Linked DNA regions of Mus musculus: region 1 is linked to region 2. The links are chromatin contacts, found by Hi-C in ENCODE. All regions are on one chromosome and are shown on one strand. The core of a region is the stretch at or near the end of the contact, and the rest is flanking DNA. Distances in the headings are between cores, read along the strand shown.

Region 1 (4,758 bases), core at 1,976-4,475, 2.1 Mb after region 2:
AGCAACTCCGGATTGGCCGCAGCTGTGGTTGCTGGGAGAATGAAAGCTGAATCTATAATCTAACCAAGGCTACCTGACATTCCTCAGGCAGATGTTATAGGACTTTTGTGTCTCTTAGACAAAGTCAGAAAAGGAGAATCCCTGGTGACAAAGGGATTTGTCACCATTTTGCATCAAGCTCAGGGCTTTCCAGTAAAGGCAGACTTCAACTTTCGCAGCAGGGTTTTCTGACACACATACAGCAAATAAAGTAATCTAAATAATTTAAAAGATTTCTAGGAGACTGTAAACCGTAGAGTCATTTGGTCTTGCTGTTTTTTTTTAATTTATTTATTACTTTTTAAAAAGATGATCCAAATTACTGTATCAGATTTCGGAGCTTTCATATCATCCTTAAGATATTTTGTGATTTTTTGATAGCTTGTACTATCAAAAATATATCAAGGAATTTGTACATTTCATCTTTGCTCACTGCAACCTTGTGTTAATACTTTAAAACACCCTTATCCTTTGAATTTCTGTAAAGTCTATACTGATAACTCTAATCCTTAAATTTGTTTTTTGGTGTGTACTTATAGGATTATGTGCTTGAGTTTTTGTTTGTGGGCATAGGAACGTATGTGTGGAGGCCAGAGGCCAACCTCAGGTGTCATTAGTCAAGTGATTAGTCAAGAGATGGCCCTTATTTTTGAGACAGGGAGTTTCTTTGGGACCTGGGGCTCAGAGGAGCCTAGGCTAGCTAGCAGGAGTGTCCCAAGGATGCCTCCTGCCTCTGCCTTCCCAGTGTGAATACTACAATCATATACTCATGCACCTAGCTTTGTGTGTGTGTGAGATGAAGGCATAAATGAGGTCTTCATTCAGCAAGCACTTTACTAAGCCATCACCCCAGTCTCTTTTTTACTGGCAATTTATGTCTCTTTCTCCTCCTCCTCCTCCTCCTTCTCCTTTTTCTTCTTCTTCTCCCATCTCTACTGCCATTTTGTTTTGATTACTTGGTCAGTCTAGTTAGATGGTTTGTTAACTGCATCTTGATGCTTTTGAAGAATCTTTTTGTTTCATTTATTTCATTTTTTGCTGGTTCTATCCTTTTTTTCTTTGTTGTTATATCTTTGGTTTGAATTCACTGAACTTCCAATATTTCAAAATGGATGTTTGCATCATTGAATTCTTCCCCTTCTAATGAAAGCAGCTCCTAATTTCACTGTAGTTACACAATATACTTCGTATGTTTTCAACCTTTTTTTAGCTTTTGTGAATGAAATGCAGAGACTTATACACACTATACAAATGTTCTACCACTATACTTCACTGGTAGCCTTCAATCCTTTTTAAATAGATAAAATTTGTTTCATGATTCTGAATATAATCTGGTTTCATGTTCCATGTTTTCTTTTTAATTGTATAATTTTACTGTTAGCGTAGTCATATGCATCAATTAGATTCAACTGGGAGCTAGTACTATCCAAATCTTTTATAGCCGTATTAATTTTCTATTGTCAATTATTATCAATTGCAGAGACATTTCAATTTTCTAATTAAGATTGTTAGGTGGATGTGGTGATGAATGCTTGTAGTCTAAGCTACTTGAGAGGTTAAGACAAGAAGACTAGGAAATTGGGGGCAGCTGGACAAAATACCAGCATTTCATCTTTACAAAACAATATTATTTGAATATTTCTGTTGTAACAGTATTATGTTATATTAATAAATATATAATAGCTATTTCTATCTATGGAAGCTTATACTTAAGTTCTTAACATTTCTATATCTTGTCAAAATTAAGATAAAAATAATTACAATTTTGTCTGATTCAAAGAAGAGTCTCTAACTTCTCTTTAGTTCTTTTCATTTCTAACCTGGACTACATACACTTGATAGGCTACACCCTTGCTTTGCGCTTTGGTTTGTTTTGGCCGACAGGAGTGAAACATGGGATGTGGTTTACTCCTTTCAGTGTTTCCCCCACTTGTCTGTGGTGGGACAGTTGTGTTTGTCTGTGAAGGCAACCACTGTTGTGTGACGATAAGTTAGGTGACTGCATCCTACAGGCACAGGTCTCACTCCTCTCTAGTAATCCGTGTTGATCCTTACTTTTCTGCTCAAGAATGATAATTGTCTCTATTAGCTGTGGGTGCCTAGTCATCCCATTTTGGGATCCAGTAACCATGGACACACCTTTGTAAGTGACCATTTCATTAAGTATCACCTTAATTGGCCTCTGTCATTTCTTTAGTTCTTCCCACTCCATGATTCACATAAGTTGAGCTCACATAATCAACATCAGGTATTTAAACAAACACAACAGACAAGAGTGTACTGGAATGTTGATGGGAGGAAGAAAAATGGCCGTATGGTATGTTGTCCTAATTGCAGTGCCAACACTAGGTATTCTCATATTCAGAAAACATACTCTTGACATCACTGTGGAAGAGACCTTCATGATACAATACTCATCACCAGCTATCATCAGCAGTCAACAAAAAAAAGCATCAGGTCTCAGAGTACCTCAACTGGGCTGCACAAATACATGTACTATAGTAGCCCTACACTGCAGTGGGAATTTTTTTTTTCTTCCGCTTCATCCCACATGTCATTTGAAAATACGTTGATTTTAACATCTAAGAGTTAGGGTAGGTTCCCTATGAAGTGGATGCCCGCAAGTAAAGCAATATATTTAAATGCAGCAGGCATTTGAATCCCCATGCCCCCCACCCCCATCTCAAGACAGTAATATTCGAGTCAACTTTAAAGAACACTTTAATAAGGAAAATGGATCGGAAAATATTTTTACAAAATTGTAACTCTTGTCCAGAGTTACAATGTATTGCAAAGGGAGCAAAAGTTGTTATGTCTGAGGAAAAAAAGCCATCTAACTTAGTCAATGTGTCCCTTGTGTTCTGGGTCACTGCTGCAGAGCAGAAGGCATCCAACACAGGAAAGCCGGGGTGGGCCCCAGGGCAGGAAGAGGGTGGCCGGGCTGCGGGAGGCCGAGGCAGGCGCGGGGCTCTCCAGAGCCCGGCCTGAAGCTGATCCCCGCCGTTCGCAGACCCTACTTCCAGGCTTCAGCGGAGAGCTGGCCACCTCGCAAACTCTCAACGGTACGGAGAACCGTGAAGAGCGAATCCCTGGACTTGTCCGGGCCGACGGGCTCTCGCGAGATCTCGGTCCGCGCCAGTGAGGACTCGCGAGAGGGCGGCGCCGGAGGCGGGGCACGCCGTGGCGGGAATTTCGCCTGCTTCCGGTTTCCTCTGCCCGGCGCTGCGTTCCGCGTTCTAGGTTTGCGGGGGCCTGCGGTTTTCCCGCGCGCTCGCCCGCCCCGAACGCCGCGCTGGGACTGAGGGAGACGGAGGGAGGCGGCGGGGCTGCGTGCTCCATCCGGGCCGTGCGGGGAAACCAGCCTGAGGAGGTGCGCGAGGGCCTCAAAACCCACGGCAGCCCGGAGGGAGCGAGGGCGGCGTTGGAAGGCTTGGCGGCTCCGGCGCCTGCGGGACGCCCGGAGGATTCTGGACCTGTTGCCTTCAGCTTCTCTGCTTTCACGTTGGTTTCCCCGGGTGCTGAGGGCACATTTTGGATCTCCGAGGTAGCTCCTTACCGTACTTTCAGCCTCTTGCAGCTTGTCTTCGGAGCCCGAACGTAACTGCCCGGAACCGCGGTGGCATTGCAGAGCAGGATGTAAATAATGGATGGCTGTTCAGCAGCGTCGACCTTCTTGACTGACAGCTTAGAGCTGGAGCTGGGGACAGAGTGGTGCAAACCCCCCTGCTTTTCTTGCGCTTTTGACAACAGAGAAGGAAAATTCTCTGGAGAGTCCTACCTTGCCAGTGGCGCCCTTAAGCGGTAGGTTAAAAAACAAACAAACAACAAAAAACCGAATTGAAGGTCCCCACCCCCAGCAATGTTGATTATCACCAATGTCTAACGTAGGTGCTCAGCAAGCCTCGTTTTACATACGCTTAGTATATAGAAGAACTTTCTGGATAATTGATAATCTCTTAGGAGTGGGTAGCTGGATATTTAATTTACTTAGACTGGTTTCAGAGCAGCCTAGTCTCTTGGAACTTGTATTTCCTTTTAAGGGGTAATAGTTATCTATAAGTTTTCAGTAGTTTATAAGTAGAACCTGATAGTTTTTGTTGCACGGGTTCTTTCCATCCAAAGCATCGGCATACAGAATTCATAGACACATTAGTCGAATGAATATTACAATAAAATTGCTGTTCTTGAATTATTTAGGTAATGCCCTTTGAGGAAACTTCATTAAAGAAAACCATTTTTTGTTGATTGTATGATTATACCTTGTTAATAATTTGTTAATAACCTTAAACCACATTAGGTATCTATATGATGTCATTCTTCCTAATTCGGAATATTTGGTGTTCTGAAAACCCATTTTCTTGTTCAAAGATAAATTACTGTGACCTCAGACCACTTTGTATATTGCTTGGACTCCATTTAGATTTTCCTTTTGGACACAACATAAGGTGTCAAGTAACCCCTCCCCCCCCCCCCCAACACACACACACATACACATATACATATGTGTTTGTGCGCGTCATCATGGCATGTATAGTCTGGATTCAAATGATTTAAGTCATTGTTTTCATTACAGGTTAATTTTAAATCTTGATCCATTACCAACTAATTTTGAAGAGGATACAGTAGAACTATTTGGCTTCCAATGGGTTACAGAAACAGCGCTAGTCTATTCCTGTAGAGAGCTCTTTCATTTATTCAGGTATGTATGTGTCTATTTTT
Region 2 (5,032 bases), core at 1,914-4,413:
TCTAGTTCCATCAATTTGCCTAAGAATTTCATTAATTCATTGTTTTTAATAGCTGAGTAGTATTCCATTGTGTAAATGTACCACATTTTTTGTATCTATTCCTCTGTTGAGGGACATCTGGGTTCTTTCCATCTTCTGGCTATTATAAATAAGACTGCTATGAACACAGTGGAACATGTATCCTTATTACATGTTGGAGCATCTTCTGGGTATATGCTCAGGAGTGGTATAGCTGAATCTTCCAGTAGTACTATGTCCACTTTTCTAGGGAACAGCCAGACTGATTTCCAGAGTGGTTGTACCAGCTTGCAATTCCACCAGCAGTGGAAAAGTGTTCCTCTTTCTCTTCATCTTTGCCAGCATCTGCTGTCACTTGAGTTTTTGATCTTAGTCATTTTGACTGCTGTAAGGTGGAATCTCAGGGTTGTTTTGAGCAAACACTCTTTTTTAAAAAGTCAGAATAATGCTAACTTTGGGGACAGGGCAATGGGAAAAGATCAGAAGGACATATGGGGACTTCTCACCAGTAATTATCCAGTTTTTATCTGAGGACTGATTGTGTGAGTGTGTACCTATTTTTATCCAACTGTACAGTTATTTTTGTGTCAGTTTCTTTTTTCCCTTTCCCGTTCCTCTCTATATTTTTCCTTTTTGAAGACAAAGTCTAACTCATTTATTGCAGGAAGGCACTGACTTTGCTGTGTAACTGAGACTTTCCTCGAATTCCTGGTCCTTCTACCTGTCTCCCAAGTGCTCGGATTACCGATGGACATCCACTACATCCAGCTTTTGTGTCCTTTTCTGAATATGCTTTACGTTTCAGTTAGAAACCATACTTCAACTTGGGGCCCATCCCATGGGTGAGCACCAACCGTTGATACTTAATGATATTCTGTTATGCTTGTAGACAGGAGCATGTTGTCCTCTGAGAGTCTCCACCCAGCAGCTGACTCAGACAGATGCAGACACCCACAGCCAAACAGTGGATGGAGCTTGGAGACTCTTATGGAAGAAAGGGAGGAAGGATTGCAGCCCTGAAGGGGATAGGAACTCCACAGGAAGACCAACAGAGTCAACTAACCAGGACACTTGAGGTTCTCAGAGTCTGAACTACCAACCAAAGAAGATACACAGGCTGGACCTAGGCCTTCCCACACACATGTAGCAGATTTACAGCTTGTCTTCATGTGTGTCCTAACCAACTAGAGCGGATGCTATCCCCAAAGCTATTGCCCGTCTGTGGGATATTTTCTAGCTGGGCTGCCTTATCTGGCTTCAATTGGAGAGGGAGTGATTAGCCTCGCAGAAGTGCCAGGGTTGGGAAATACCTAGAGGGCCTCTACCCTCTCAGAGGAGAAGGGGAGGAAGGGATGGGAGAAGGATTGTGGGAGGGGATAACCAAGAGTGGGGCAATCAGCAGGATGTAAAGTGAATAAGTAAAAAAAAAAAAATTAAATTAAAAAAAATAAATATAGTGAAGAAAGAAGTGTGGAGAGTGAATAAAAGACTAAATGAAGGTCTTTGCTTAAAAACACACACTTCATTTTAGAATGAGTAACTTCTGTAGTTTAAATGGAGTTTGAGTTCTTTATACGCATTAACTGAAGTCTTATCAGAAAATATAAAAGGGTCAGGTTTTTTATTTTTAATAAATTAGCATGATTTAAACACAGATTTTATTTTAGAATAAATATTCAGATTTACAAAAACTCTGTGATGAACAGATTGAGATGACAGACAAGCTGACCTCACAGCTGCCCTTGGTGTTAAAGAGATGGAATGCTCTTCCTGCTGGCCTTGAACTCACTGACATCTGCCTGCCTCTGCCCCCCAATGGCTGGGATTAAAGACATGCTCCACCACACCCAGTTCTAACCCTCTCCTTTTAGAACCTAGCTCACCAGATAGTGTCACAGTTAAGAATGGAAGATGGAAATTGAGTTTGAAGTTTTTGATTAAAATTTCACTTTTGTGTAGATTACACAGCATAGCATAATTGTTTCACTTCATGTGGTGGTCTGGATGAGATACTTTTATATGCTGGGGCCTTTCAATATGTGGTTCCTAGTTGGTCTGTTTGGGGAGGTGGAGGAGGTATGGCTTTGCTGATGGAAGTCAGTCATTGGGCCTGGCTTTGACAGATCAAAGACTTACCTGTTTCGAGTTGGTTCTTTGTACTTCGTTGTTTGCAGTTGGAGATGTGAGCTCTTAGTTGTTTGTGCCACCATACCTGGTGCTTGCTGCAGTGCTCCGGGTATGTAAGTGATTCTTAACCATCTGGAATCCCAAGTCTCATTGTTTTGGCTGTGATGTTTTGTTACAGCGATGGAAAAGAAAGTAACATAAAATTAACAAGTATTCTTTCTATTTTGCTTCTTCAAGAGAAAATTGGAAATCATGAGTGGTTCAGCATATTATTGAGTTTCCCATAAATAGGGCTGGAGAGACAGCTCTTTCAGAGACCCTGTTTGGTTCCCAGAATCCACTTCTGACAGCTCACAAATGCCTGTAATTTCAGCTCCAGGATATCTGATCTCTTCTGCCTTCAATGGCACCTGAACACATGTGTGCGCATGAACAGCACACACACACACACACACACACACACACAGATTAATAAAAAATTAAAATAAATCTTAAAGTTTTTTTTTATTAATGGAAACCTTGTGGAAAGACAGATGTAACGACAACTGAAGAAAGGTTCATTTGAAAAGAAATGGAGACTTAAGGGAGACCCGTGACAGCATCTTCATCACAGGTGGTCAGGTGAATATGCGCCTGCAGGGAAGGTTTGTTTCTGAGGGCTGAAGAATTTGTATATTAATTGGTGGATTGTGCCTGCTGAGAACTTTTACTGCTCTAGAAGTTCTCTTTCTAGTGCTCCTGTGCTGAAGTGCTTTTTTGCATAATACTTGGGTTGAGTCACCAAGTCCGAAGAAGCTCCAGCAGAACTACATTACTTCTGGAGGGCTATCTTTGGCAGGATGAGTAGCGTAAAGGTTCTGCAACCCGCTGCCAGTCCCCGAGCAAACAGGCCATTTCTAAAGCACCACTGGCCTGGCTAATCAGCTCAAACAACCAGGGCAATCCGGCAGCAGCCAGCCCGACCCTGGCCCCGCCCTTCGCCAGGCCCCGCCCCGCCTCCGGCCCCGCCCCGCCTCCCGGCCTCGGTCTTCCTTCCGGGTCGCGCTGGGCCGGGCCCGCCGCCGCGGCAGCAGCACGGGATACTGGGAGCCGTCTCCTGCTGCCCACGCTGCGGGCTTGCGGCGAAGCTCTGTTCGCCCAGTTCCGGACCCTGCAGGGTACGGCGCTTTCTTCCTTCCTCCCTCTTCAAGGTCTCGACGTTCCCCCCTCGGCGTGGGCGGGGCCGGGCGCGCGCCACTCTGGGGAGCGCGGGGCGGAGGCTCTGGGCCCACGCGTGCCTATGGTGCTGCGCCGCTGTGCTGGCGGAGACCGGACGTGGGTGCCGCCGCCTCCTGTCGCGGCTCTCTTGGGCCTGGCACGCTCACGGCGAGCTGCGGACGCTGGGCCTGCAGGCTGCGCAGCCCTGACTTCCCTCTCACGCGGGAAGGTTTCTGTCCAGGCAGGCTCGAGCCAGGAGATGCCAGGCTGCAGCCTTCTTTCCATCGTCTGGGGTGGGCCCAGCCACTTGTCAACTATGTTTGGCGATGGGGTTGGTTCTGCATTTCATCGGCTTCCCAAGTGCTCTTAGTCCCAGAGCTGTCAGCAGTCAGTTCTACTTGTAATCCACAAAGGGTCAGGAAGTTAGCTGGCTGTGGCCCACTGGTCTGCTCTGTTGGGAGCCACCTGCTCCCTCTGCTTCCTGCGCACACTCTGAGGAGATCCTAAGGCAGGCACACTGCTTATCTTGCCCACTCTCTCGTCCTACACGATTAATGAGTACAGGGTCCCTCGCACTCCTCTGTCTTGGAGTAAGTCTTGGGTGGAAGTGAAGTCTCATCTAGTGGCGCTAAGAATTAGACAGTCTTGAGTAGTCATTGAATTCCATTATTTCCAGACTTGCGTACCAATTTGAAAAATTCCTGTCCCACGTTTTGGCTCTTTTGAACCCTATTCCGTCTTTGTTTTCAAAGTCAGAGAGGTCAGGGCCTAAGACCTGGTTGTTTGTGGTCCTGTTGCTGCTGTCTTACAGTGTTGTTTACAGCTGATGTTTTGCTTTCAAATATGGTCGTCGAATCTTTACCAAGCCACTGCCCAGTCTTCTCAGCTTGGAAGCGTTACTATTTGCCGTCTTCGCTGTTCTAAGTTTGGAGTCCTCTTGGGTCTTTCATAATATGGATTGTGACTAACCCCCACCCCCCTCCGTGCACGTGCCCCATGGTTTGTTGTCTTACTCAACTTTGGTGTGAGATAAATAATGCTGTGCCTTCTTGGTTATTACTGGCCAATGACTTCATCCCAATTTGTCGAGTTCTGTTCTTTTTCTTCCTGTCAAGTGCTGGTATATGGTGAACACTTGGCGCCCGTGTATTCTTGAGACCTTCTGAACTGCTAGCAGTGACCTACTTCCTGTGGTAATGCCATGCTGCTCTTGTTTCTCCAGCTTTACAGTGTGTGGCGATTCAAACCTTGTCTGACATATCATGAACATCAGTGGATATTTTTGTAATGAACATTTAGTTGAGGGCAGGTTGGATTCCTTTTGTGTTTGAGTGTTGAGGTAGAGCTCTCAATGTAGCCTTGGCTGGGCTCTCTTAGAGGTCTTGTTGGCCCTGGCCCCTGAGAGATGGGGCTAAAGGTATGAAGAACTGCACTGAGTTGAATTCCCTTGTGTCTCGCCCCTCCCTCTAAAATGCCTTGCCAGTTTTTGAAATTTGTAAATTTGCCTTTCCTTTGGTCAGGTGAATTAATGGCCAAATTCTTAAATAAGCTGTCTTTTTGCTCACCCCGTTTACCCTGTCGAGTTGTTCCACATAGAAACTGATTCCCAGTCGCACGTCTGTTGACTTGGGATCTTCTCTTCGTGTGTGCAGTGTCCTGTTGGCCGTTATCAGTGATAACATAACAACAT

The links. A loop is a pair of places that touch in the nucleus more often than their neighbours do.
Region 1: a map of T-helper 17 cell shows a loop between it and region 2 (2.8-fold over the local background). The contact joins the promoter of Mms22l here to the promoter of Fbxl4 in region 2. A Hi-C loop is called at or near these places in 2 of 37 maps with a recorded cell type or tissue (T-helper 17 cell and heart).

Annotation. Positions count from the first base shown.
Region 1 is chr4:24,493,226-24,497,983 of GRCm38, forward strand. It overlaps Mms22l (MMS22-like, DNA repair protein), which reads left to right and starts at 3,226. Exons shown (of 24, transcript NM_199467.3): 1 at 3,226-3,840; 2 at 4,613-4,738. The coding sequence starts at 3,683.
Region 2 is chr4:22,354,380-22,359,411 of GRCm38, forward strand. It overlaps Fbxl4 (F-box and leucine-rich repeat protein 4), which reads left to right and starts at 3,164. Exons shown (of 9, transcript NM_172988.4): 1 at 3,164-3,302.